Linked DNA regions of Homo sapiens: all the other regions are linked to region 2. A link is a loop called in an ENCODE intact Hi-C map of the cell type or tissue named here. Cell type or tissue: MCF 10A. All regions are shown on one strand. Each heading gives the region's core, and the rest is flanking DNA. Links, peaks and the distances in the headings are about the cores only.

What was found. A loop is a pair of places that touch in the nucleus more often than their neighbours do. Peaks named below come from ENCODE experiments on the same cell type or tissue, not always from the same donor. Only the 100,000 strongest peaks of a DNase experiment are listed, where the experiment ranks them.
Region 1: it touches region 2 in a loop (3-fold over the local background); 26 of 110 quality-filtered maps call a loop at or near these places.
Region 3: it touches region 2 in a loop (9-fold over the local background); 16 of 110 quality-filtered maps call a loop at or near these places.

Annotation. Positions count from the first base shown.
Region 1 is chr3:69,645,057-69,652,817 of GRCh38, forward strand. No RefSeq gene overlaps it. Among named protein-coding and RNA genes, the nearest start is that of MITF, 91 kb to the right of the region's middle. In MCF 10A, for the core only: no CTCF peak of the experiment used is centred there; a DNase peak (open chromatin) is centred at 4,235.
Region 2 is chr3:69,536,903-69,544,663 of GRCh38, forward strand. It overlaps a transcript of FRMD4B not described here. Among named protein-coding and RNA genes, the nearest start is that of FRMD4B, 150 kb to the left of the region's middle. In MCF 10A, for the core only: no CTCF peak of the experiment used is centred there; a DNase peak (open chromatin) is centred at 4,459.
Region 3 is chr3:69,435,290-69,443,050 of GRCh38, forward strand. It overlaps a transcript of FRMD4B not described here. Among named protein-coding and RNA genes, the nearest start is that of FRMD4B, 53 kb to the left of the region's middle. In MCF 10A, for the core only: a CTCF peak has its summit at 4,558 (motif pointing left); no DNase peak of the experiment used is centred there.

The sequences.
Region 1 (7,761 bases), core at 1,506-6,505, 110 kb after region 2:
TTTGTGAAGAAGAGGAGTCTATGAAACTCGACAGTGTGTATGGCATTAGAAATTACATGATTTGGCATTATATGAAAAAGATACCTGCTTACGTATGTTTATCACAGCACAATTCACAATCGCAAAGATATGGAGCCAACCTAAGTGCCCATGAACTGATGAGTGGATAAAGAAAATGTGGTGTATATGCACCATGGATACTACTCAGCCATCAAAAACAACGAAATAATGTCTTTTGCAGCAACTTGGATGGAGCTGGAGGCCATTATCCTAAGTGAAGTAACTCAGGAATGGAAAACCAAATACCGCATGTTCTCACTTATAAGTGGGAGCTATGCTATGGGTATGCAAAGGCATACAGAGGGGTATAATGGACATTGGAGACTCAGAATGGGGAAGAGTGGAAGGGGGGTGAGGGATAAAAAGCTGTTGGATACAGTGTACAATGCTGTGTTGGGTGCATTTAAATCTCTGATGACACCACTATACAATTCATCTGTGTAACCAAAAACCACTTGTACCTCCAAAGCTACTGAAATAAAAAAATTATTCAAAGAAAATGACAAGACTTGGGAGTGAAGACTCAAGCATAAGCTGCAACTTTATTATTACCATGTCAAAGTCATGTCCATTTTCGCATCTACAAAAGGAAAGTCATAATCATCACCTTACTCAGGCCCTGAGAAGTTACTAATACTCGGCATTTTATAGCATTTAAATTGTCAGTGCATTGTATTTTCACTATGTCCTACAAGGCTCACTGGTGGACAGTAGCATCTGCTCTCCTTTAAACCATTTTTAAATTTATTTTATTTTAATTTTTTTAAAGCCAAGTCTTGCTTTTTCACCCAGGCTGGAGTACTGGGGCATGATCACAGCTCACTGCAGCCTCAAATACCTGAGCTCAAGCAATCCTTCTGCCTCAGCCTCCCAAGTAGCTAGGACTACAGGTGCTTACCATCATGCTTGGCTAAATTTTTTTTTTTTTTATAGAGGCATGGTTTCACTATGCTGCCCAGGCCGGTCTTGAACTCCTGGCTCAGCCTCCCAGAAGGCTTGGGATTATAGGTACAAGCCATCACAACCAGCCCCAATCTCATAAGTTAGAAGACTATTCTTGATATGATAAAATATTCACAGCATGTATTGTAATTGAAATTGGCAGGCTACGAGGCAATGTATAACTATAATAAAAATTATAATAGGAACGATACATAAGAGTATCTATTAGGTATCCCCTATGACAGGAACTGTGCTGAGCATGGGGTATGTATTTTCTTATTCACTCCCCAAAGCAATCTTAGGGCGTAGGGACTTTTTTAATCCCCATTTTATAGCTGAGCATGTCATTTTACAGCGAATCATAAATACTTGTCCAGGATCCAGCTGAGATTGGAATCCAGGTGTGTTTGAACCCAAGGTACAGACTTTTAACCGCCCTGGGGTGTGAGAGTGTGTGTGTAGATAAAGGCCTGCTCAAGGAAGAAGGAGGAGGAAAGAGCTGAGGAGGAAGATGTTGATGTATTTTTAATTGTGCATCAGTCTTCCTGGTGGTGACAGGTCTCTTAGTGTCATGACCAGCTCTGCCATTTGCAACGGTAGGAATTACAGTCTTTCAAAATCCGTTTCTGGTCATTGCTGAACCCAAATTTACATAAAAACAGGCCCTTGAAGTCAACCTCTTAAGTTTTAGAAAAAGATATTCCTCCCTGAAATTGGAGTGACATCTCCAGTGAACTATCCTGGCAGCAGAGTTGTCCCCTGCAGCTGACCAGTGGAGGTCAGCCAGCCCCCGCCAGGCAGCGGATGAACCTCAGCCACCTGTCGGCCACAGCAGCTGGAGGACCTCCGGAAGCGATGGCTCCTGAAGGTGACCTCTGTGTGACACACAAGCGTGGTGAAATGGAAACGTCCATGTTGATCTAGTGCCATCTGAGACCCCAGTATTAACTGTGCACAGTTTCCCAGTCATCGTATCAGCGTCTCACCCTCTGTGAAAGTCTGTAACAGCAGTTATCAATGGATTTCAGCTACTATCTCCAAGACATGTGACAAATGTTGCTCAGATACAATGCACTTTCCAAGAGATTTACCCAAATTTTGACCCAAAATATTTTGAGGGGAAGTAGAGGTCTACAATAATTTGTGAATCTCCATAATAACTATTAACCATACAGTAGTACCAAGTTCTCAGTACATTCTGAGCCACAAGAGACAGGTGGTGGGTTATGAGTAATTTAAGTTTTTAAAGCATTTCCCAATTCTGGTTGTGCTAGCTACTCAAGATGAATATCAGGATGCAGCACAGTTATATTACAGTGGGGACAACCTTGAAACCCTTCTAATTTAAATTTTTAAAGTACATTTATTTGCCAGTTCTACTGTTGGAAACGTTACAGTGGTGTCCCTATCATCCGTGCGTTTAAGTTATGCAAACTCAAAATACATTGCTATAGTGAAAATACTGAAAAATTTCATGGTAATATATATCCTTTTAGAGATATTTACCTATATATTTATATGTATATATTTATACTTGCAATTGTGTACAGATTGCATGTATAAATAATACTGCATATTTATGCTGTGTGTGTACTGTACTTAATGGGTAATTTGAGGAATTTCCAAGGGTAATTTTGGCTATAACTACTTTTTGCTTTAAGCAACATCTGCTCTCCCCACTCCTGCCCCTCCCATTGTCACCACCACCACTTCAAATTGAAATTCCATTGTGTTTATGATATCTTACTTTTGATACTTCTCATCAGTGGCTGTAAGATCCACAAAGTGCTATCAGCTCGTGGTTAACTCTAAATATTATTCATGACGAGTTCAAGGTAGCTGCTGCTTTTTCTTGGTTCAAATTTGTGAAGCTTGCGTCATCATCTGTTAATATTGCATGCCCATCCCCACTGGGTACCAGACACTGCATTACTCTAAAAATATACTTCCTTTTCCACCAGGCTTTTTGAGTAGTCTGAAAACTGGTTTAACTGCATGCTTTTATTTTTGGTGTTGGTGGCAATGGAAAATGGGGTATGATAATAGTTTCACTGACATCAAGAAAGCTTGGGTTTGTTTTTCCTGCACAGAATAGAATTATCTCTGTAAAACATACATCTGACTTTGTTTCTCTTCCATGCTTAAAATCCTTCAGCAGCTCCCCCTTAAGCACATGATAAAGTCCAAACTTCACGTCCACATGACTTACAAAACTTTGCTTTTTCTCCCAGCATGCCTCTCCCTTATATACTCAGTGTGTTCACCACAACAAACCCTTGTATTGCTCATACCAGGGTTTTTCACAACTCCAAGCTTTTGTCCCTGCTGTCTCCGTTGTCAGAAATGTTGTCATGGTCTCCACTCCCTTAGTGGGTTTATACACCTTGAACACCATGCTCAAATATCACTTCCTTTGTACTGCCTTCTGTGACTTCCTGAGCCAGACCTGGCCATGCCTTTTCTTATATATATTTGGTATATTTTTATGCTTCTATTGAGGCAGTTATCAACCTTTAATGAAATGATAAATTTAAACGTCCATCTCCTCTATTAGGCAGTGAACACAACAAAAGCAGAGGTAATGCTTTATTTACCTTTGCAATCCCAGTACCTAGCATGGGGATTGGAACCCAGTGGTTCCGTATATGCTGAATGAGTGAAGAAATGAATGGCAGACAGAGATACAATCTTCGAAATTAATTCATTGAGGTGTTTTTGACCCCAGATCCAGATATAAACTGCAGAAGTTCAATGAATTTCCTCTAAAATGAATGCTAAATTGTGATTGAATCTCTGTGTGTATACTTGTGCATACATTTATCTGGGAAGCTAATCCATAGCCTTCATCATATTCCCAAAGGAATGTAGGATGTATTAAAGGGGATACAAATCACTGACATAATTCAATCTCCTCAAAAAATTAAGATCTCCCTTTCTCCCGCTGCATGACAAAAACAACCAACCAACCAACCAAACAAACAAACAAACAAACAAACTAAACCAAGGGGAATGGGGGCTTTTGAAAGGAATGAGTAGGCAGGAATGTCCCTGAAAGATGAGGTCTGCATGATAGTCTTGTTTTAGTCCTGAAGGGGACGGCGGAGCCCAAAATATCAGTGCTCAGAAAGATTTGGACCTAACTGGCATGCAATGCAAGCCCGGAGCTTAGTTCATTCACTCCTTTGTCCATTGTGGAATTATCTAATGACAAGAGGGATGTGGGTGGTAACAAGTGAGGTGCCTTCTTCTCCCTTCCTGTTGAGTCATTCTCCAAATAATGTTCAGAGTATGAGGGGAAGTAACATTAGCTTGAGGATTTTTTGTTATTTGAAATCTGTAACTAAATAACAGCACTACTCATTGTGGCTTTTCCTTTCTTTCTGGTTTCATAAATTTCCCTTACATTTTCAACTGGGTGAGTTATTTGCCATTTGCTTTCCTAACCTGGTGTTTGTGCAGCATCACTGGCAAAAGTTAATATGTGCTTCTTGCTGCCCCAGGGATTCTTGCAGCTCTGTAATGATGAAATTAATCTATAAATGTGGTCTCTAAAAGCACCTCTGGGTCTCAATCTTTGAATGAAAGGCAGAGTGGAATGGAAGGGATCTGTTGCTTTCATTATCATTATCTAAATGGATGCAAATGCAGCAGATTGAAAATGCTCATCCTTACCAGAAATGATAAGAATCCAAAGACCTGCTATTTGCATGTTTAATTGCAATGGCGCATTGAGAGACAGAATTACTGTGTGGGGGTTATGGGCACTTCACAAACGGTAATTGTCCTCCACACTTATTTTTGTCATCTTGATGAGTGTTAGAAGATGGCTAGGCTTTCTAAACACTTGCACGCTTCCAACTAGGGAGGATATTTTGGCACATTAGGAAAACATGGCATGAATTCAAGTGAGCTGAGTTACATTAGCCCGTCTTTTCTGGTTAGTTCTGGTTAAATGGTAACTTTCCATAAAGTGCCTTCCTTTTCCTGGCAGTAACATTTACTGAGCACAAAGTTGCATTTCAGGTACAGAACCAAGCTCTTTACACACTTCTCTCATTTGACTCCAATATCTGAGGTAGATTCTATTACTATTTTCATTTTACAAATAGGAAATCCGACACAGAGAGAAATCTAGTAACTTAGCCAAGTTTACATAGGAAATGACTAAGTCAAGATATAAATGCTTATTTGTCTGATTCCCAAGCCAAAGTTGTTGGTATGTGAAATAACTTTTTTTCTATCATCAAAGCTCTCATTTATCAACCATTTTTTCATCCATTCATACATCAGATATTTATTGAGCAACTACTATAGGCTAGCTATTATGTGCAGTAAAAAAATGGAAGCAAAACATTGCCCCTGCCTTCAAGTCCATGCTTGAAATAACCAAAAATGAAATTCTGTTGTTTCTTTATACAAGCATCAACAGAGCATCATTTTTGCCACCTTCCTCCTCATCAACATCATCATCATCAGAATTACTTTTTACTGAGCCTGAGAAAGTTGTCAGAACCAAAATGGAGTCGCTTGTGTTTAAAAAAACAAAAAACAAAAAGCCATGACAAATAGAGGCAGGGAAGGCTGTAAAGAGAGGGTCCTCAAACTTCTGTGCCTGATAAGAAAAACTATCATAAAAGACTCTGCAAAAACTGCAACCTTGCCAAAGGCCATCACAACCTTGCACAAAAAAGTACTTCTGTGGAGACATCTGCCCAGCAACTGCCTGTCCAACATCAGACTGATGTCACTCTTGTTATTGATCTCCGTAGCCAAGAAGAATCATTTGAAAACAATTATGTAATCCTCCTCATTTTTCCTTTAAAACCCTTTGTCTTCCTTTACCTCCCTGAATACACACACCATTTACTATGGCATGCATATTCCCATTGCAATGCCTATTCCTAAATACATATCTTTTATTTTAGAGAGGCTCTTTCTGTTTATGTTGGTTGACAAGCCCTTAACATCTGCCAGGTGCTGTATTGGGCACTATTTACTTCTAACAACCTTTTGAGGTAAGTGTGATCATCCCCACAATATGGCTAAAGAAACCACAGCTCACAGAGCTTAAATGACTTTGCCCATGCCACCCAGCTAGTAAGTGGAAGAGCCAGCATTGAAGTCCAGGGCTGTCTGATTCTAAAGCCACATATTTTAATAACAATATCACCCGAGGATTCTGAGACCACTCAACAAACCAATGTCACTTAAGGATTTTTTAGAGACTACTTTAAAAGCAATGTGAATAAAATGCTTAATGAAGAACCAAAGCTATATGAACTGAGTTCTCAGTCCCTGCCAGTACTGTGCTAGAAACTGTCCATGTATGCTCTCATTCAAGTATCTCCATAGCCTCCATAGATCTTGTTAGTTCTATTTTGCAGGTGAGGAATCTGAGGCTCAGAAAGAGGAAGTAACTTGCCCAAGGTCACACACAGTGGAGGCAATATTTAAGTCCAGATCTGCTTGATTTTAAAGCCCTATATTTTACTAACAACATCACCCAGAGCGTTCCTAGGGAAAATGCTCATTTTCAGAAAAAAATCCAGAAAATGCTTACCAAATAGCAACCCCTAAGTTAGTTGCCTAAAGGATACAGGCTGCTGGGTAGGCTTCATCTTAACAAGGGTTTCCCTTCCCCAGACCCATGCAACATTATTTTTCTCCTATTTTAAAAAAACTCTTTTTTCCCCCTTCTTGCTTGGTAGGAGGACGGGGTGTGTGTGTGTGTGTGTGTGTGTGCATTTGCGGAATGGAACAATAAAAAGGAGAGAGACATGCATAGAGATAAACGGATTGCAGAGAACTCAGGAGATCCAAGTTGATCTAAAGGCCCTGGGGTCTGGCTTCTTGCAATCTCTCTTTACCTGTTGATAACAGCTCACTTCTGGATAAGTCAGCAGGGGGTTGGGGGTGGGGAGTCATTTTTAAGGAGAAGGAGAGCCTCTGTATTAGTTAAATCCTTTTAACATATATAGTAAAAGGGAAAGAATCCCACCACTCACAATTTTCCCTGGAATGTTGCTGGGTTTTGGATTCTGATTCAGCTTCAGAAGGCTGGGATCCCACAGAGCATTAGAAGGACTGGTGTGATAAGAACAAGATCATCTATTAAGCACCTATTACATACTGGTGTGATGCTGAGGACTTTGCATTCATTACATCTGCTACGGTTTGAATGTAGTGTCCCCTTCAAAATTCATGCTGAAACTTAATCCCCATTGTGGTGGTATTAAGAGTTGGACCCTTTTAGGAGGTGATTGAGTCATAAGGGTGGAGCCCTCATGAACGCCCTTATAAAAGAAGCTTTAGAGAGAGTTTGCCTCTCTTGTTCTTCTGCCTTCGGCCACTGAGGACACAGCATCAAGGTGCCATCTTGAAAGCAGAGAGCAACCCTCACCAGACAGCAATGCCAGTGCCTCAATCTGGTACTTCCATCCTCTAGAACTGTGAGAAACAAATTTTGATTCTTAATAAATTCCTCAGTCCTTGGCATTTTGTTATAATAATGCGAATGGACTAAGACAACCTCATATGACTCTTTCACCTACCCTGCAAATGAGGCAGTTGTATGCCCTTTTGATAAGGCTAGGAAATTGTGGGTTCAGAGAGACAAAACTTTTCCCAAGAGACACATAATGTTCTCTAAGATTGTACAGCCAGTATGACATAGACCTGGGATTCAAATCTAAGATTAGATTTTAAGTGCAATTTATGTGTCTCTTCAGTGGCCAAATATCTGCACTTGCTTCTTCTGGT
Region 2 (7,761 bases), core at 1,439-6,438:
CACCCAGGTAATTTTAAAAATTTTAAGTAGGAATGAGGTCTTCCTAGGTTGCCTAGTCTGGTCTTGAACTCTTGGGCTCAAGGAATCCTCCTGCCCTGGCCTCCCAAAGTGTTGGGATTACAGGCATGAGCCACTGCACCCCACCAGGAATTCTTTATCAGATAATTTAATCTATTAAATAGATGCCTAGTCACGGCCCCCTAAAATAGTAGCCTTTACACATGGGGTGGCCACATAATTTATCGTCCAAACTGAAGGCATAGACATTAACCAGGATTGACCCAGGGAAGCCAGCACGATCGCCCTGCTTCTAGGGCCCCTCTGCTGTGAGTGAACATTGTCCTCACAGCTGTACACACTAGGCCCCCTTTCCCACTGGAAAACTGTACGTAAAGTGACAGAGGACAATTAAAAGCAGCACATCTCTAAGGAAAAAATAACACAGACCCAAATAAAGACCTCAAGGCTGAAGAGCTGCAGAATAGAGCACTCATTTGCCCTAGGCTTTAAGGAGGTGTATTCTTCAAATACTTTGCTCTAAGACACTACTTAAATAACTGTTTTCACTAGATTAGCATGGCAAATTGATTCAAATAAATGTCTTCCAAGATTTGCACATAAATGAAAACAGGATCACGATCACCCCCTTGTAAGAGGTTTTGGGACTGTTGTGGGTTTTTAATCAATATATCTGCCTTTTTCTTCTCAGTGTCATTGGAAAATAAAGTAACTACTATCAATTTGACTTGTTCTGCATCTTGATCTCATAAGTCCTGATATTGACCACGCTAAAAGTGACAGCTAAGGTTTTCCTTATACACATGAAAAATCATATTGATAATCTATTTGCCTGAATACAATTCAGCTCATTTTCCATTATTTGGGGCATCAAAAAGAAGAGAAATCAGCCTGTGTGCATTAGGCACTTGTACCCTGTGGTGAACATTTATTCCAGACTTTCTTAGCCTTAATTTCCCCCTTTTCCTGCAACTGTATTCATGTGGCAGTCCAGCCCTTTGATGTCCTCTGTCTACATGGTCTGGGTAGGACTCCATTGCTGGGGCAAAGCCCTCAACCTCTGCAGAAGCCACTTAGCACAGATTTCCTCCAGCCGTGCCAACTGGGCAAATCATAGCTCATTTTGAAACTTTTTGTTCAACAACTGGGGAAGGGGAGTTCTTTGGTTGCTGGACTTGAACTTGAAACTGTGTAAACGAGCAAGTGCTATATGGTCGTCTTGTCACCCAAGAAGGACCCCAATACACAGAGGAAAGAAGAAAAAGGCAGACCTGAGGAATGAAAAGAAATCAGATCCTGAAGTCACTGTTTAGCCCTAAGCAAGACGCTCTTGAAGTCAGTCCTACCGAAGTACCTTTTAGTAACCTGAACCCATATGTAAGAAAAAAATATATATTGTATATATGCATATACATAATACCCTAATTCCACTTAAAATCGGGTTTGTAACTTATTAGCAAAATAGCACTAACAGACACATGCATCCTGTGGCAGTACTTTTCAAACTTTTTGATGGCTAAGAATCACATTTTATACTGCAACCCAGAATGCACATAGGAGTGACTCAAAGTCTCATGAAATTACAGAACTCTTATAACATATGATGATGCTGACACTTGCTGTCTTGTTATACCTAAAAAAAATTACTGGTAGTAACCCACTAAATGGATTTTATGACCTTCATATTGAAAAAACACTGTCTTATGAGATTAGTTTAAAAATTGATTTCACCAGGAAGCATGAGATAAAAAATGACATGATAATTTCAGTAAATCCAGTCATTGGGGAGAATAAGAGATTTGGCTCCTAAATTACCTAGAGGGTTTATCAAGCATCTAGCAACAGAAAATTGTTATCTTACCACTTCTCTCTGACTGCCCACGGCACATATTTGGCAGAAGAGGAGAAAAAAAAATCTTACTGACTTAGAAATAAATGAATTATCCTCCAAAAGTCTTCCATCTAAAACAAATAACAACTACATTGAAAAAGGGAGAGATATGTAAGTAAAGGAAGATACATGTAAGACCTGCTGATGAGCTGAGTACATTACTTATCTATAGGCTGATGACAGTCATTTCAGTGAGCCTCAGCACTCCCGAACATATAAAAATAGTGCATTCATGATAAGATCAGATCTCTGGGGCAGATTTAAAGGGAGAGATAGAGCGAGAGATCACTTGCAGTATAAGCCTCAAACCTTCACTTATGTGTGTAAGATAACTATGAAGATTTCCTGCTAGAAAATTACTGCAGGCTGGATAAGGCAGGGTGTTTTTAACTGTTTTCCATGTACCCTATTTGTATTGTAAGTTAGCCAAAACTTTCTTTTTGTCTGCTCAAAGCATGCAGAGTCTTGATTAAATCTGTGGAATCAAACGGAGAACTAGGATTCTCAGGCTTGCTGAAACTAGAGGCCAGCGACAATAAACATTACTGAGAAAACTTCAGCTGATTTGACACTTGGGAGTGGCTGTGAAGTTAACTCCTCCCACACTTTTCTAGATTAGGCTCAAATGCAACCATCTGCCTGTTTGAAAAGCCCATTCACTTTTCTGCCACTAAGATAGAAATTTATTAATTTCAAAACAAAGTGAAGTTTAATACAGGAAAACAGGATCGTGATCACCATGATCACTTGCAGGGGAAAAATCTTCTGAGAACTTTCCCATGGATAATGAAAACTAAACCTCAAAATACGGTATTTAGGTAATTTTTTCATGTTCCAGCACCATATTGTTTAAATGCATTACACCTGCATTTCTGAATTTAAGCAAATAAAATGGTTGATTAATATTACTTGCAGATGTCACAAAGAAGTGATTAAACTTCTACCATTCAGTAAGTCCTTGGAGTTGCCTAAATTTTTCTCAACCTTTTAGGAAATGTAAGCACTGTTCAAAAAAGGTGTGTTCAAACAGTGTGTGTGTGTGTGTGTGCGTGTTACTTTTTATTACAACATTTTCAGATTACAAAAAGGAAGAATTGGCCGGGCCCTGTGGCTCACGCCTGTAATCCCAGCACTTTGGGAGGCTGAGGCGAGTGGTGGATGGTTTGAAGTCAGGAATTCAAGACCAGCCCGACCAACATGGTGAAACCCGGTCTCTACTAAAAATACAAAAATTAGCCGGGCTTGGTGGCACATGCCTGTAATCCCAGCTACAAGGGAGGTTGAGGGAAGAGAATCGCATGGGCCTGGGAGGCAGAGGTTGCGGTGAGCCGCGATCGCGCCACTGCACTCCACTCTGGGTGACAGAGTTCGAAGGAAAAAAAAAGGAAGAATTGTAGAAACACCAATACATCCACCACCTGTCTTGTGACACTTAATTTAGAGACAAAAATATATACAGAGTGCTTACTGAGTGTCAATCTCTCTTAAATATCATCTTTTTAAATTTATTAAAAATATATAGGCCGGGTGCCGCGGCTCACCCCTGTAATCCCAGCACTTTGGGAGGCCGAGGCGGGCGGATCACAAGGCCAGGAGATGGCGACCAGCCTGGCTAACGCTGTGAAGCCCCGTCTCTATTAAAAATACAAAAAATTAGCCAGGCGTGGTGGCATGCGCCTGTAATCCCAGCTACTCGGGAGGCTGAGGCAGGAGACTCGCTTGAACTCGGGAGGCAGAGGTTGCAGTGAGCCGAGATCGGCCACTGCATTCTAGCCTGGGCGACAGAGTGAGACTCTGTCTCTAAAAAAAAAAAAAAAAAAAAAAAATATATATATATATATATATATATACACACACACACACACACACACACACACACACGGCAGTTATTGTTATTGTTATTATTTTCTTCATACTCATTACCACCACCACTGCAGCACATCCCTTTCGGAGGCACTGTCTTGTTAAGAGCCTGGCATCTGAAATTAGATCTTACATAAACCACAGATTACTGGTGGGACTTCCGGTAAGTTACTTAACCTCTCTCAAGGGCTAGGTTTACCACTTCATGGATTATGGATGATGCCCCAAAAGTGCCTACCAGGATGCCTGGCACACAGTAAGCTCTCTAAACCACCACTCTTCACAGCATGTGTATGACATATGAAAGTGCGTCTTGATGAGGTTAAGTAAGGCGAAGCTGCTTTTCTTCCCCTCTAGACATTTGATTTGGAAACCCCACAGATCCATTCCCTTTAGGACGGGAAACAGCACGTCGGGGATCGCGCTATAATCTTGTACACATCTTTCGAGTTGGCTAGTAAATTTCTGGGGCGACATTACCTAATCTTCAAGGATCAACCAGCTTCCCGGAAAGACTGCTGCCATCAGCACCCTAAGGTCTTTCTTCCCGAAAGGCCCAGCCTCTAGTCGCAGCCGTCTGGGTACCAGCAAACACACCAAATCAGTTCGCGAAGTTCAGAGGACTTGGCTCTGGTATGTTTACAAGTCCTAACAGATCGCAGGAATGTTCAGGATAATTATTACCCCACCCAGGAGCGCCCAGCCCAACCCTCTCACATCTGGAAGGAAGCGGCCACACAAAGGAGAGCGAGAGAGAGAGAGAGACCTCCTCCTGCGGCTGCTTTCTCAGGCGGGAGAAGATTTAATACACGTCTCACCCCTTTTGTGAACAAGAGCAGGCACTGTTCAGTATCCTTCAAAGCACAGGACATCCAATGCAAGGGAAGAGTTTGTCCTCTATTCCAAACGAAATGGCATTTCTCAAAGTAGGAGCTAAAGATTATATTTATTTTTTCCTCCCCAGATGAAAATGAAAAGTGAAATACTCCACAAAATAAGAAGCTATTCACATGCACACTGCCTCTCCAACATAGGAGCGGCTAGGATCTGAAACACCTATTTGAAAAGGGCAGCCAAACGAAACCCTTAGTGTCCTCTGCTAACTCCAGGGATTTCCCCCCCCTCTTTTCGCTGCCTTTTAGAAGTATCTCTGGGGGCCAGATCTGGGCTTCATCAGCTTTTCTCCCGACCTCCCACGAACGCGCGGCAACCGAAGCACGCGGTCCCCGGCGGCGCGTTTGCAAACCCCACCAACGCCAACGCCTCGAAACCGCCAAACTTCCTGTCTCCATACCACCAAAGCGACCAAAGCGCCGTGCCAAGTGCCCCAGGGACTCCAGCGGAGGCTGCACTAGACCTCGAGCCCCAGGGCGGGGTTTTCCGCTCTCCCAAACTCCTGGGACCCGCACCTCCGCTGGGGGTCTCCAAACGTGCGCGCTGCGCCCGGGGCGCACCGGGCGCGCCCGTGGCCGCGTCTTGCGGCCTCGCCCTGGCAGCACGCTTGGGGAGCCCGGGGCGGTCGCCCACCTACCTGCTCCGCCACCTCCTCCCTGCGGCGCTCCGGGGCTGTAGACGGCTACTTTATTGTCTCGGCTGCGCACCGCGCGGGACCTGGGGACCCGGCTCTGCGCCAGTCCTGCAAGTCCACTCTGCGCTGTGCCTTCCCCGGCGGCGGCTGCCTTCCTCTTCTTCCTCTTCCTCTCTGTCCAAGCTCCAGCTCAGCACGTGAGCTACGCAGCCCGACTCCCGGGCTCTCTGGGCAGCCAGCGCCTGCCGCATCCCCCGGCCCGGGTCTGCAGGTCGCCCCCGCCACCGCCGCTCGCCGTGCGTCCTCGCTTTGCTCCACACTTACAGCTGTGCCCCGGGCCGCCTTTCTCGCGTCCTTCCGTCCTGCCTGCCTCCTCTCGCTGTCAGCCGGGGCTTTCGGCTCCCTCTCTCCCCAGCAGCCCCCGCCCGCCGCCTCTCCGGGGGCTGGGGCGGCCGCTGCCAATGAGGCTCGGCTGATGCGCTGTTCCGGCCCAGTCATTGTATCGGGAGGGAAGGAAGGGGAGGGGGAGAGGGAGGAAGGGAGGGGGCGCCCTCGGCCCCCGCCGCACGGGGCTGCGGGCTGGGCTAGCCTTCCCCGGCAGAGAAAGGGCGCCGGTGCCAGGAGGCGCGGAGCGGTGCCTGCCAGGAGGAGGGGAAAGAGGGGGTCACCAGCCCGCGCCTCTCCATCGCTCCCTCCGACTCCTCCAAGCTCTGGGCGGAACTTGATTCTGCCTCACCGGCTTCAGGCATCCCAGGACCTGAGTGCTGTTAGAATAAAGGGTATGAGGCACCGGTGGCAGAGGGAGGCGCAGAATGCACCCAGCCACCCAAGAGGGGCTGGCGAAATGACTCCTGAGATCCCTGCAAATCTGAAACCATTGCACTTGAAGACAGAAAGAAAAAAAAAAAAAGGCGAGTCTATCCCATATCAGGCATTTATCCCTAAGAACAATTTTTGTTTTATTATGCGTTCTTTACATGAAACTCGGGAGGCTCAGAGAGGTTAGCTCAAAATAGCTGATGAGTGACAGGGCAGAGATTCCAACTTGATCTGGTGCTGAGTGTAACACAGCAAATGGGAGAGGAAGGAGAGGAAAGGAGGATTCTTCATGAACGACTTCCTATTGAGAGTTTTTATATTCTCTTCAAATGAGCTGACAAGGAGAGAACCAAAGGTGATCCGACAGGGCTGGGAGAAAATATTTCCCAAACAGCCTTAAATGTATGTCCCGTGACCAGACTTCACTTCTCCATACACCGTGAATTAATTTTTCTCTACACACTATGAATTAATTTATTTTAAAAAGCAAATCCATTTTTAAAAATAATTGTCTCACAACTACACAATCACATAGCTTTGGATTTTTGTTGAAAATTAAATTGATTTATCCAATATCAATATTTTAAAGACTCCACAGTTTCTGTGACCGTGGTTTTGGCCTTTCTTCCTCCTTCTCCTCCAACTTCCCCTACCCGTCTTTCTCCCCCTTCCTCCCTTCCTTTTTGACAGGTCACCAGCCTAGAAAAAGAATGGGGGCACGGGGCATCTTGATTTCACAGGCCCTGGTGTAGCTGCTACTGACATGAGGGAGCAAGTAGCAAGCAAGATCTGAAGTAGTAAAGGTTCAAGATAGCATGTTGCGGAATATTGTATGTGTGCAGAATGAGGTTTAATTACATTTGCTTCTGATGTTGAATGGATTGTTTGCTTTTAATTAAATAGAATATATTGAATGAATAGCTAACATTTATTGAGTGGTAATTACACGCCCGGCCTCCCCACCCTGTCCCCAAGACTTGAGCTAAATAAGCACTTCTCTTGGCATCATCTTATTGCGTTCTCCTGGGAGAATGGGAGTGGACTGAAAGCCCCCTGTGGCCAGGGTCTATGTTCGCCTTGTTCAGCATCAGGCACATAGCAATGGCTATTCAGTGTCAGTTGAGTTAAGGGAGCCCTGTTTTACTAAGGAGGAACCTGAGGCTCTGAGAGGTTAGTTGACCTGCCTGATAGTATGAAACTAGAAAGTGGCAGTGCCTATCTATAAATGCAGGTCTGGTAACTCGCTACCCGTTGCACAATACAATCTATTCAACAGGTATTGGAGCATAAGGACCCCAGGTAGGGGAGTGATGCAATGAATAATGGTTTGCCCAGTGCTCACAAATGCCACAATTTCTCCAGAGAGAAAATAAATACATGTAGCATAGTCATTAGAAAACACTACAGAGTGTAGGGCAAAATGGAACAATGCAGGTAAAATGCCCAGCTTAAGGCTGGGCATCTAAGAAGTGTGTGGCATTTATTATGTTTGGGGAAAAAACTGGATACAGACTATTACATGAAAATGCAATGTAAGAGATGTCAGAAAGGTTTATCTTTATTGGTGAGAGTAGTCCAGAAGAATTTCCTTGAAGATGTGGGATATTTACTGGATTTTCTTGGAGCAAAGGGGCTTTGGCTT
Region 3 (7,761 bases), core at 1,506-6,505, 100 kb before region 2:
GAAGAGCTGAAGCCCTCTAATATTTGAATTCAAGTTCAGGAATCTAAGGGTTTACTATAGGTTTTAGGTTAAAAAAAAAAAAAGGAGAGGAAGGCCATTTAATAAACCTTGGTCATTATGGTGTAAACCAAGCATCACAAGACTATGCTTGCCAGTTAAATATAGCATGCTGCATATTTTTCTAAATAAAGTTTTATTGGCACACAGCCATGTCTATTCATTTATGTATTGATTGTCTATGGCTGTTAGCGAGCTACAACTGCAGAGTTGAATAGTTGTAACAGAAACTCTCTGGTCCACAGGGCTGAAAATATACTCTATCTGGCCCTTTACAGAGAAAGTTTGCTGGCCCTTTACAGAGAAAGTTTGCCAACTCCTGGTTTAAACTGTGTTAATCAGGTTTCTTTACAGTAGGGCTTTTCAAGGTCTTTCCAATCTTCAAGGGGAAGATATATAGTAAAATTGCATCTTACGTGGGAGGTAGTTTCTAAAGTCAGTTCAAAGTGAAAACTGTGTATAGTCAAAATGAACACTGGAAAATCCCTTAGGGAAAGTGCCAACATAGAGCCCAGCAACTACATCATCATGAATATAGCCAGTTTTTCCTTCAAAGTTGCAACAGATAAAATTTTCTTCAAGCACTACATAAAAGGCTCTATTTATGGGCCATTTGTATAAAAAGGTGCATATCTTTAGATAACAGAATCACTCTCAGCATAAGAGACTTGAGAAAACTGAGACCAATCAAAGGACAGGAGATTCAGTTACCACCTCCTACTCACTTGTTGAATTTGCAGAAGTTATGTATGCACTGGAAATGACTCTACTGGAGTTTGCTTCCTTTCTCAGCTTACTTCACCAGAGAGTTCCCCTCCCTCACTATTCTTATCCCATAGAAACCTCTAATATATGCAATCTCTAATGATAAATATCTAATAATAAAACCTCTAATAATGCAATCAATATTCTGTGGAGCACACTTTGGGAAATGCTGAAATACTAAAAAACGTAGGTGTTACGGATCAATCAATCAGACGGAAATATATACAATGCTTTCTTAACACTGATAATAAAAAAACTGTAGGATAAACCACAATGAGATACCATTTCACACCTACTAGGACGGATATTTGGGGAATGAAAGGAAAATAAGAAGTGTTGGTGAGAATGTGGAAAAACTGGAACTCTAGTGCATTGATGATGGGATTGTAAAATGGTGCAGCCACTATGAAAAGCTGTTTAGTAGTCTCTCAAAAGGTTAAATATAGAATTACCATATGATCCAGCAATTCCATCTCTGGGCAGATACCCAAAAGAATTGAAAGGAGGGCCTTGAACAGATATTTGTACACCAGTGTTCATAGAAACATTATCCACAATTACCAAAGGTGGAAACAATCCAAATGTCCATCAGCAGATTAATGGATAAACAAAATATGGCATATACATAACATGGATTATAATTCTTTTCACCTTAAAATGGAACGAGATTCTGATATATGTTACAACATAAATGAGTCCTGAAAACATTATACTAAATGAAATAGGCCAGACATGAAAGGACAAATATTGTATGATTCCACTTACATGGAGTGATTAGTATCTAGAATAGTTGAATAGTAATTATTATCTAGAACAGTTGAATACACAGAGACAGAAAGTAGAGCAGAGTTTACAAGAGGCTGGGGGTACTGGGGAATGGGAAGTTATTGTTTAATGGGCATAGAGTTTCAGTTCAGGATGATGAAAAATGTTCTGGAGATGAATCGTGGTAGTGGTTGTTCAACATTGTGAATGCACTTAGACAGAGTCTTACTCTGTCGCCCAGGCTGGAGTGCAGTGGCACAATCATGGCTCACTGCAGTCTCAAACCCCCAGGCTCAAGCGACCCACCCACCTCAGCCTCCTGAGTAGCTGGGACCACAGGCACGCGCCACCATGCCCAGCTTTTTAAAAAAAATTTATAGAGATGAGGTCTCACTATGTTGCTCAGGCTGGTCTGGAACTCCTAGGCTCAAGCAATCCTCCTGCATCTGCCTTCCAAAGTGCTGGGTTCACAGGCATGAGCCACTGTGCCTGGCCAATTGTAATTTTTAAATTGATAAAATGGTAACTCTTATGTTATGTATGTGTGTATATATACATATATATAATATAAAATATATACACTAGTGTATATACTAGTATACTATTCATAGTATTATACATAACATACACTGTTATATGTAGTATGTATTATATAATATAATAAATATTAATTAAAATATATAATATGTACTATTATATATCAGTATATTATTTACAATATTTAATAGTATATTATATATACTATATAAATATATATACTATATATATACAGAGAAAGTTTGTATACATACTATATATACTATAGTATATATGTAGTATATATACTATATAAATATAATATATATAAATACATATTATATACAATACTATATAAAGTATGTATAAATACTATATATACTATATATACTATATTTATATATATTTATATTTTTATATATACTATATATATTTATATTCATATATAGTATATATACTATAGTATATATGTAGTATATATGTAGTATATATACTATATAATATATACTATTATTGTATAATATATATTATATATTATATATACTATATAACATATACTAATATAATACTACATAAATATATACTATTATTGTAAATAAAAGTATATATAATACTGTTATATATACTACTATATTATATGTAACTATATATACTACTATATGATATATAATTACATAATATATTATTATCTATTATATATAATATAATAGTATATACATATATACTGTCAAGATAGGGTCTCGCCCTGTCACCCAGGCTGGAGTGTAGTGGTGCGATTGTGGCTCACTGCAGCCTCGAACCTCTTGGCTCATGTGATCCTCCCACCTCAGCCTCCTGAGCAGCTGGGACTACACAGGCGGCATTACCACACCTGGGTAACTTTTAATTTTTTTTGTAGAGACAGGTTCTCGCTTTGTTGCTCAGGTTGTTCCTGAACTCTCGGTTTCAAATGATCCTTGGGCCTTGGCATCCTAAAGTGCTGGGATTACAGGCATGAGCCACTGCGTCCAGCCTTGTTATGAATATTTTACCACAATAAAAATATGTTCAAGACAAAAAAGGATATAGAAGCAAAATTGTAGGAATGGGGATGGGGCAGACTTAAATTATTTAGACATCACTTGAATGTGTCATTCTGCTAAAAATCTAGCTGTTGACAAATTCCTGGCTTGCTTAGGTGACAATTTCAATACTTGGAAGGCAGAGGATGCTACAAGGGGAAGTGTTCATCCAGGAAAACCTTTTGGGCAATAGATAAATGAAGCAAAAAAGTGGTCACACACTCTTGGAGTTCAAAGCAGTTGAGGGAGGGATGCTGGGGTCCTTGCCTGGCTCCTCTCTGGTTCCAGTACTGCCTCCCACCACCCAATCTCCATCCTCACCCTTCCACTCATCCCCATTCACTGTATATTCAGCAGCCAAAGTGGGGGTAAAATATGGAAATATACAGAAGAAAATGCAACAAACTCCTATCCATGCGCCCATCAGTCAAAACTAACAAACGTTGTTTTTCATATTTTTTCACATCCTGTCTTTACTCTTTTAAGTGATAGAACCACACAGAATTTATCTTCTATGTTAATTTCTCCAGTCCAATTCTTTCTTCATCTTCAGAAGCAACCATTATTCTGAATTTGGTAGATATTTAGTTCGTGTGCGTGTGTGTGTATGTGTGTGTGTGTGTGTGTGCATGTGTCCAAACATATTCTATGATTTTGTAATTTTAAAACTTTTTATAAAGAGTATTATGCTGCCTATTATATTTTGCTCAACATGGTTTTTTGCGATCTAGATTATTAACTGTTGCATAGTGCTCTGTCGTATGACTGAATTACAGTTTAATTCTCCATTTGTGGACTGATGGCTATTTGGGTAGTGTCCGATTTTTGTTATAACAAAGGATGCGACAGCACACATCCTCATGATTCTCCTTCTGTACAGAGGCCTCCCTGTTTAGTTGTGAGAGGTGTTTGGGGCACAACCTACATGAGAGTACATGGCAGTACTGTGTGGGTATATGCAGGAATTTCTCCTGGTAAATCTCACCTGGGGTGGTCCAATCCTCCAAGGTATTATTTGGAAATGTGGGAGAATCTTTCGTGAGATGGGGATGGAATGGGGCAGGGGATGCTAAATTTTGTACAGTGCATGAGAGTCCTAAATATTTTGTCCCCCACAAAATACCAAGAGTCCCTCCTTTGAGAAATGCTGCTGATTTCTGTCCCGAAGTAGAATCTTTGTGTGGTAGAATCTGTGTGTTTAGAAGTCTAACTAGGGAATGACAACTTGCTCTCCAAAGTGCCACCTGCCACAGCTCAGAGTGCCTGTTTACCTCAATTCTTTGCCAAGTCTCATTGTCAGCCTTTTGAATTTCTGCTATTGTGACGGGCATAAAATGCAGTTTCATTATGATTTTTAAACTTGCATTTCCTGCTTTTATTAGCACTGTGGAAAACCTTTTCAATTTTTACTGCTCATTCATGTCTCCCCCTTGTGGAAGTGCCTGTTAATAAGCTGTCTATTTTTCTATTGGGTAGTTTAAATTTCCCTTTTTGATTTGTAGGAGTTCATTAGAGATTCTGGAAACTTGCTTTTGGTAGTTATTTGGGGTTGCAAATGCCTTCTACCAGTTTGTTGTTTGTCTTTTTATTTTATGGTGCCATGTTATGCAGAAGTTATACATTTTGATATAGTGAAATTCATCCAAACTTGAGTGTGACTTTTGAGACTCTAGTTTATAAAATCTACTTTATTCTAAGATTCCTTTCTCCCCATCTAAAGGTTTTACATTTTTATTTCTTATATTTAAGTTTTTAATCCATCTCACAATTTATTCTTGTACAAACTGTTATGTAAGAATCTGATTTTTTCTTCTTACAGGCTATCAGTTGTAACAATACCATTTACTTTTGATACTGTGTTTTCCTCTGTAACTTCTAAAGCATCCTATATCATATAGAAAGAACCATATTTGTTTAGTTCATCATTGGGCTCTCTTTTCTGTCCTATTGATCTATTTTTCAATTACCCTTCACCAGTAATACTGTCTATGGCTTTATAATAAATTTTGATAGAGGAACTCCTAATCTTTTATTCTTTCACAAAACTCCCTTATTAAATTCTTGAATGTGGCTGGGCATGGTGGCTCATGCCTGTAATCCCAGCACTTTGGGAAGCCAAGGCAGGTGGATCACTTGAGGCCAGGAGCTTGAGATCAGCCTGGCCAACGTGGGGAAAACCCATCTCTACTAAAAAAAATACAAAAATTAGCCAGGTGTGGTGATGCACCCCTGTAATCCCAGCTACTTGAGGGGCTAAGGCACAAGAATCGCTTGAACCTGGGAGGCAGAGGTTGCACTGAGGCAAGATCATGCCATTGCACTCCAGCCTTGGCAACAGAGCAAGAGACTCTGTCAAAAAAAAAAATTCTTGAATACTTACATTTGCATTCATATTTCAGAATGCTGGGGATTTTGCTTAGAACTACAATGAATTTGTAAATACTCAACATTTCATGATATTGATCTTCCTTTCCACGTATATGGTATATCTTGTCATTTCTTTAGCTCTTTTAAAAATAATTTACAATAACCTTTTTTTCCTGAAGCAGATGTATATTTTCTTAAAACGTACTCTGAGTTTCTGAGTGGTTTTGAGCTCTGGAGTGATTTTTTTGAAACCCAAATCTGAAGATAGCAAATCATCCCTCCCTGAATGTAGCTCCCCTGAGGCTTTCTGTTACACTAAGAATGAAATTTGAACTCCATACTGGAGCATGATTATAGGACATGGTTTCCTATCTTCCTCCTGGACTTTTATTGTATGTTCTGTTAGTCATTAAGCTTTAGCCACAGTGGTTTTCTTTACTTTTTTTTCTAAGGTTAGTCAAGTGAGGCAGTGAGAGTGGAGTGGTTTTCTTTATGTACTCAAACATACCAAGCTAATTTTATTTTGGGACCCTTGTCCTTGAGGCTGTGTTTTTTCTGGAATCTTGTTCCCCAGATATGCATATGGCTAGTTTCTTCCTGCTGTTTGGGCCTCGGTTCAGATGTCTTCTCTCAGAGAAACTATCCCTGCCCACCAGAGAGTAGCCCTCCAACCATCCGTAATGACATAGCTTCTTTATTTCTTCACAGCACTTGCCACAATTTGAATTTATCTTCTTTGAACTCTTTATTGGTGTATTATTCCCCACGATATACTATAAGCTCCACATGATTGAGGACCTTGCTGCCTTGTTCTTTTCTGTGTCCCCAGAACCTACAGCAATTCCTGGCACATGGCAGCTGTTCAGTGAATATGAGCTGAATGGATAACTGAGTGGAAAAATGAACTCACGTGGATCTCCCCTAATGCCCCTGGTTGCTCCTCCTGTGTCCTCTTATATCAACAAAGGGGTATTTCCTTTCTCCCATATATTAGCAGTAAATAATGATGTAAGACATTTCTAGTCTCTTGAACAAATAGTTTAACTGCAGAAATACTTACAAAACGGATTCCAAACACATTTATGTTCTGCATTCCAGGTTTCCAAGTGGCTTAGAACAGTGAAAGTGCCACTGTCTATTCGGCCCATTTCTACTCCTAAGAGATAGCTATTAAGTTTATTTGCATAAATCCAGAAACCATTTATCCATTTACAAATCTCCAGCTATCTAATCTATCTCAGATTACACAATCTGAATGATTCACCAAAGAAGTTTCTTTTTTTTTTTTTTGAGATGGGGTCTCACTCTGTCACTCAGGCTGTGATGCAATCATAGCTTGCAGCCTTGAACTCCTGTACTCAAGCAGTCCTCCTAACTCAGCCCCCTGAGTAGCTGGAATTACAAGTGCACACCATCATGCTCAGTTAATTTTTAAATTTTTTTTAGAGATGGGATCTCACTATATTGTCCAGGCTGGTCTCAAACTCCTGGCCTCAAGTGAACCTCCTGCTTCAGCCTCCCAAAGTGCTGGGATTACAGGCATGAGCCACTATGCCCTGCCAATAAGTTTTATTCTATTGAAAAATTGTTATTTTTAAGTGAATCTGAGTTTGTTAAGAAGGCAGATTGTCAATCCCACTTCTAGAGGTTCTGATTCCACAAACCAGGGGTGGGGCCTTCATTTTCAACAAGCACTCTAGATCATTCTAACATAGGTAGTCCAAAAACCACTTATGAGAAATACTCATAAGTGAGTATTTATGAGTATTAAATACTAGGTTAAGGCAATTTAATGCCATCCTTATTTAAGATGATGCAGCCTCCCAAATACTAGGGGGCAGATGGAGCCATACGTGCACCCACTGACGTCCTATGTCATGTCCTCTTTGCCCAAGAAGAGGGCATTGCGGATCCATGTGCCTCCACTGAAGCCCTGACAACCAGACCTGCTTATGAAGCCACATAAACATTATCAGGGCAACAGCTCAAACAGGCAGTGAGGAAATGGGTTCTAGACTCTGAGTGGCTTTGGGCCAGTTTCTTCATATGCACAATGAGAAGGTGGGCCAGTGTGATGTTATGATAGAATAAGAAATCTGTTTGTTCTTCCCCAGTTCCTGGCAAAGAGCTTCTGAAATTCTTGTAACTTCGGAGTGATTGGGGTGAGAGAAGCATCTTTTGTTACTCATAATAAGCCCCTTTCAACCACATCTGAGTTTATGTTAATGAG